2 separate regions of the Homo sapiens genome follow, and region 1 is linked to region 2. Evidence: chromatin loops called from intact Hi-C (ENCODE). Cell type or tissue: mammary epithelial cell. All regions are shown on one strand. Each heading gives the region's core, and the rest is flanking DNA. Links, peaks and the distances in the headings are about the cores only.

Region 1 (2,929 bases), core at 117-2,616, 64 kb before region 2:
CTTGGTCAGAGATCATGAGCCACCCCTTGCAATCTTTCCTTTCTCAGTCTTATACCTCTCCTAAGATACAGACTACACACAGACTTGCATGAAAGTTGTTTATACACTTTTGCTCTTTGCTTGATTATAAGTCATTTGAGAGAAAATACTGCCTTTTTCAGAATATTTACCATATGAGACTCTTAGCCAATCCCAGACAAATAAAATAAAACAGATTTTTCTTAGTAGACTTATCATTTAGTAGGGCCACATATTAAGCTGGCATGCTGTTCTATATGTCAGCCTTTTTCTATTGTGTGTATGCTTTTATACACACATCTACATATGTCTGTTTATATGATAGAAGGGTCGGGGCCTGGAGAAAAATATAATATTTATTTAATAATGCATCATTTAGGATGCTTTAAGATTCAGAATGCTGAAAATATGCCTTAAATTAGCTTACACAATAAAGAAAATGAAGTATCTCAATAATAGTTAAGCACTGAGGTCCATTACTAGGCTAATTCAGTGGCTTCATGATGACGTTTGAACGTGGGTTGCTTCTGCCTTTTAGTTCTATCTTTCTCTACATGTTGTCTTTGCCTTTGCCTAATGTCCTTCATTGATGCCCATGGCAATATCAGTTTAGGTGCCCTATACAGGAACATAACATTCAAAAGAGCAAGTATTTCTTCCTCATGTTCTTTGTGAAGTGAGGGAACCTTTCAAAGAAGCTCCCAGGAGACCACCCCTCACTTCTTCATTGGTCAGAGACAGTCCATTGGCAAACTCTAAATTAGTCTCTGGCAAAAAACATTAGGACTCCAAGTTGCTTAAATTATTGAGAATTATCCAAGTCACATTGGAGAGGATTGGGCACTCCAGAGAAATGTAGTTTTGCCTGCAAGGAAGAAAAAAGCAATGGTGATAATGTCTGATATAATAATAATAATAATAATAATAATAATAATAATAATAATAATGGTAACTAACATTTGTTGAGAGGTTACCCTATTTGAGGCACTGTGCTAAATAGGTAACTATAAAACGCACTTGATAAACATGGCAACTCTGCAACAGATACGCATTCTGAAACTAACACAATTGAATAGACATGTCCAAGGTTACATAGATAATAAATGACAAAGAGGAGAGTAGAGATTTAAAGTGATGACTGTCTGTCTTCAGAGCAATTACTCGTTCTGGTGTTCCACAGTGAAGTCTATGAATGAGCATATGCTTTTGAAGCCTGTGAGTTTGGATAGAGATGTGTTTTGTTAGTTCAGTGAACTCTTTGCTGGAACCACCATGGCCACTTCCTTTAACATGTAATAGGCTAATCTAAACATAGTACTTGCTGACTGTAAATTTTCTTGTAATTGGAATATAAAAGCTGGTTTCAAATCTCTCTTTCAGCCTTTCCATTAATGATCTGTTTTAGAGTCACTCAAAATCTGAATTTCTTTTCAATTAGACTGACTTAGAGGAGGCTAGAAGCTGGGCATAGTGGATGATTCAATCAGTCTAAGGCAGGGACTTGTGAAATTTGACCGTGACTCATTTCTTCTCCTTAAAGACAAATATTACTAAGAAATAGCAAAGCTGTATCCTCAGACAGTTCTTTGCAAGTTGCCAAAGGCAGCTTCCACTGAATTACCCATCACTGGAGCTTCAAACTGGCGCTCAGATCTCATTTTAAGAGGAGACAATCATTATATGTGAGTGTTATTTTTATAATCGCCAAACTCATATGGTTTCATAAAGCATTTGGGAGAGTTTCAAGCTGAACATCCCTCTACATCCCTCCCTTCAAATCCAAATGCCAAGGTTACTCTACTGTTCCTGCCTAGCCACAGCCTCTCCAGTCACTCAGCAGTTAAGAACAAACCTTCCCTACATGTTGACAACCTCATTGCTTCTATGTTTAAGTCCTCTAGCAACTCCAGGTTTTATGTAAAGATCCAAAGCAGTTCTTGACTCCACACTGACACATTGTTGTACAGCTGTTTAATGTGAGGGGTGATGGGGGGTGGAATTAGTGATTATCTAAACCCCAAAAGCACTGAGGGGTTCCTTACCAGGATTGCTGCTGAGGATGAGGATTCTCTTCCAGTTATTGTCAACTACAGTGTCCGGCAAATGGCCGACCCATAATAGGTGTTCTGAATAAATCTTTTCTAATTTGCCTTAATTTACCTTTTACTTAGTTTAGCTGTCTCCACCTCAGTCTAAGAATATATTCTGAGGTAGAAACATACAGCAGTATGAACAGGGAGGGCGTCATGAGTAGATTAGATACATTCAACACTGCTAGAGCAGAAATGGCCTGTAAATGTTTATTTACCAATCATCTTCTATGCGACAAAATTTTACTCATTTTTTCTTGTGTAATTCTTTTCTCCTTTATTTTTTGCTCATATCTAATGTATTTTTGGCCCAGTGACAGACATTGCCCCCTATTCAGACGGGGAACTACTAAATATTCTTAAAATGCAAGCATCCCTGCTAAATATCTACCCTGCTTTACTCAACCGAAATGCTGAAAGACGCAAGACTACATCCATCAGCTTCTTAGATGCACTGACAAAATAAAAAATTCAACATATTCACAGGCCTCCATCTACTCTTTTTTGTGATTCTGTGGCCTCAAGCTGCTTACTGCAAATTAGATTTTGCCTTAATATGCTAACATTAAATAAGGGAATTGGGCGCTAAATAATTAAGTTGTGAGAACTAAAAAACTAAAGCAATCTATTAATACAATATGAACATCCCTTGATTATATTTGCAGAGTGAATTTACCTGATTTAAATGGTGAATTAAAAGTGAAAGTTAAATTGAAATTTAGAAGAAAATGTGATAATAAACCACCACCATTCTTTTTTATTTTTATTATTTTTCCATTTTGCCTTTTCAGATATTAGAGCCTCCACTTGGTCATACTACT
Region 2 (2,929 bases), core at 198-2,697:
GATGAAAATAAAGGTCAATATTAATACTTTTAAAGCTATTTAAATTGCAGCTTCATCCTAAATATTGCACAGAATAAGTAGAGAAAATCAGTACTGGAAAATGACTAGTAACAAAATTACTCAAGCAAGATGTTATATTTGAAAACTTTTAGCAAAGAATCTTTAATAGGTGGGAATTAAAAAATAAATCTTGTTTTGACAGTATTTAATAGGGAGAAATATTTTGGAGTATACAGAAAATTTATTTTTAAGACAATTTGACACAATATGGTTAAAAAAGATTTATTTTGTTGAAAAATAGAATTCTCTCTATATTATAGCTCTACATCCTATTACTTCCATTTGATATTGAAAAATGGAAAAAGATAACTCATATCTAAAGAAACATTGATTCCAATGGATTTTCGATTCAAATAAACAGTCTTTACTCAACAATGAAATTTATATAAAAAGAAGTATTTTTTTCTTTTCCCTCCTTTTATTTATACATCCATAATCAGGCAAGCCATAACACTGTCTAAACAACTGTATGCATTAACAAATAAACATAGATCAATAGCTAAATTTGACACACATGCACTGTTCTCTATGAAAACATCAATAGTCTAAAAGCTGAGTGGGCATAGCTGGAAAAATATGCTTTACAGACACAATGTTGGCAGAAGATTAAATAACCAGATGTCAGAGAGAAAAAAAAATTCAATGAAACTGAGCACATATTGGAAATGTACAGGTATTCTGTAGAGCTAAACTGTTCAGGATTAATAATAAGAAAATTATCTTCTAGCTGCAGTCATTCAATTACTGTGTGTGCAAATATTTTGGACTGGATGTTTTTTATTCAAATATATTATTATCTACATAAGAAGTCCTTTTGGGAGTCAAGGCAGAACTAGGATATGAGTTGCACAATGTGGTCCAATCTGAAAACAATATCTTAAGTTACTATAGAACCTTTCATAAGTGCAATCACAGATGACTTGTGTCATTCAAATCTATAGCACTGTGATGGAGCAATGAAAAAGGAATATATAACTTAGTAATGGGCTCAGACAGCTGAGAGAAGCCAAGTTTATGTAGAGCATTTGATTGAAAATAGATGAAATTTAAGAGTGTGTCAACTCAGCCAGTACCTACCCAAACCAAAAAGCAAATAAGCCATTTGCCATTTTATTATAAGGCAATATGGATGTGGATAGGGCAGTACACAAGGCACAGGGGCCATACAACATTTTTTATCATTTTCCAATGTTATTATCTGAAATAATTCATTGTAATTACACACAATAGAAGACACTATGTCTCCTATGAGTAATATTTTTAAAGGGATGACTCTTGGCTTACTAGCATGAGCAAATTGTCAGGAATGTCTACAGCAGGAGAAACTGACAATTTACCTTAGACAACTTTTAATTCACTTCTGAAAAAATTTGCTGTATTGTAAGTCTACAAGCATTGTCTCACATACATCCATAGTTTTATAATTCCTGAAATTGCTTGGCGTGCAGTCTCATTGTTTCTGTAATATTCATATATAGAGGAAGGGCACAAAATACATTAAAACTATTCACTTGCTTATGTAAATGTTACATGTCAGATTCTATCTAGAAAACAAGAGAATAAAGAGAGTAAATGGGCTGTGGGATGGGGTTTAGTATTGGAAGAAAGTACAAAACTGGAAGAGGAGATAGAATAGAGAGGTTATCTTCCCAGAGGTTATCAACCCAGAGAAAAACAAAACCCATCATTTAGAACAGAGATATTAAGACAAATACAAAGACTTCTGACCAGAGAATGGAAATTGGGGTGGATTTCCAGGAATGTATCAGGCAAAAGGCAAAGCAAGGTTTCAAAGTGACAAGTCACAGGTTTAAGAGTGGAGATTGAGACAAAATGAAAACATAACAACAATATCAAAAAATGAAGACAGAGGCCATTGGGATAAGAATGATGTAAAGGGGACCTATAAAGATTAGTTCACATAGGCTGGGCACGGTGGCTCATGCCTGTAATCCCAGCACTTTGGGAGGCCAAGATGGGTGGATCACCTGAGGTCAGGAGTTCGAGACCAGCCTGGGCAACATGGTGAAATCCCATCTCTACTAAAAATACAAAAATTAACTGGGCATGGTGGTGGACACCTGTAGTCCCAGCTACTCAGGAGGCTGAGGTAGGAGAATTGCTTGAACCTGGGAGGCGGAGGTTGCAGTGAGCTGAGATCATGCCACTGCACTCCTGCCATCTCAAAAAAGAAAAAAAAAAAAGATCAGTCCACATTAAAAAAAAAAAAGATTAGTCCACATAAAAGTGCATGCTCACTTTTCCTAAAGAATATTATGACCAAAACATAAAAAAAGATAGAAGATTGATTGATAGAAGTATTTATACATAAATCAATAAGAAAAAAAAGCACACCAACAAAATAAATTGATAAAGGACAGGGTCAGGTATACAACTCTCCAGTAAGCATATGTAATAATACCCAATCTTACTAGTAAGCAAAGAAATATTAAATCAACTATGCTTATTTTTAATTCATTAAGTTGGCTAAAATTAAAACAATAAAAAAGACACACCACAGAAAGACTGTTATGATACAGGCACTTTTTCTGTCAGTGTGATGCTTTAGGGTTTCTTAGGAGGAAAAGTCTAAACATTTTGCATTCCTATTAATGATTTCAAGAAATTCATTATACACAAATATATGGACTTACGCAAAGACTTAGCCAGATGTATTGATTTTAACACATACACACAAACATATACTAATATATAAATTATTTTTACATAGTTATCATAACATTTTTAAACTGAGATGTAGGTTTCTTTCCAAGGAATTGGTGTACTGACATCTGATCCCTGTCCTCTTCATTCTCTGTCAGGCTTATAAGGACATGGAATGAGAGATAGTTGAAGAATATGGCTGTTC

Evidence for each region. Hi-C counts contacts between places; a loop is a spot of excess contacts. Peaks named below come from ENCODE experiments on the same cell type or tissue, not always from the same donor. Only the 100,000 strongest peaks of a DNase experiment are listed, where the experiment ranks them.
Region 1: it touches region 2 in a loop (2.0-fold over the local background); 3 of 110 quality-filtered maps call a loop at or near these places.

The regions. Positions count from the first base shown.
Region 1 is chr18:38,694,561-38,697,489 of GRCh38, forward strand. LOC105372076 (a long non-coding RNA gene) reads right to left here. Exons shown (of 4, transcript XR_935395.2): 4 at 426-883. Among named protein-coding and RNA genes, the nearest start is that of MIR924, 930 kb to the right of the region's middle. In mammary epithelial cell, for the core only: no CTCF peak of the experiment used is centred there; a DNase peak (open chromatin) is centred at 1,521.
Region 2 is chr18:38,758,344-38,761,272 of GRCh38, forward strand. No RefSeq gene overlaps it. Among named protein-coding and RNA genes, the nearest start is that of MIR924, 860 kb to the right of the region's middle. In mammary epithelial cell, for the core only: no CTCF peak of the experiment used is centred there; a DNase peak (open chromatin) is centred at 1,338; H3K27ac peaks cover 831 bases.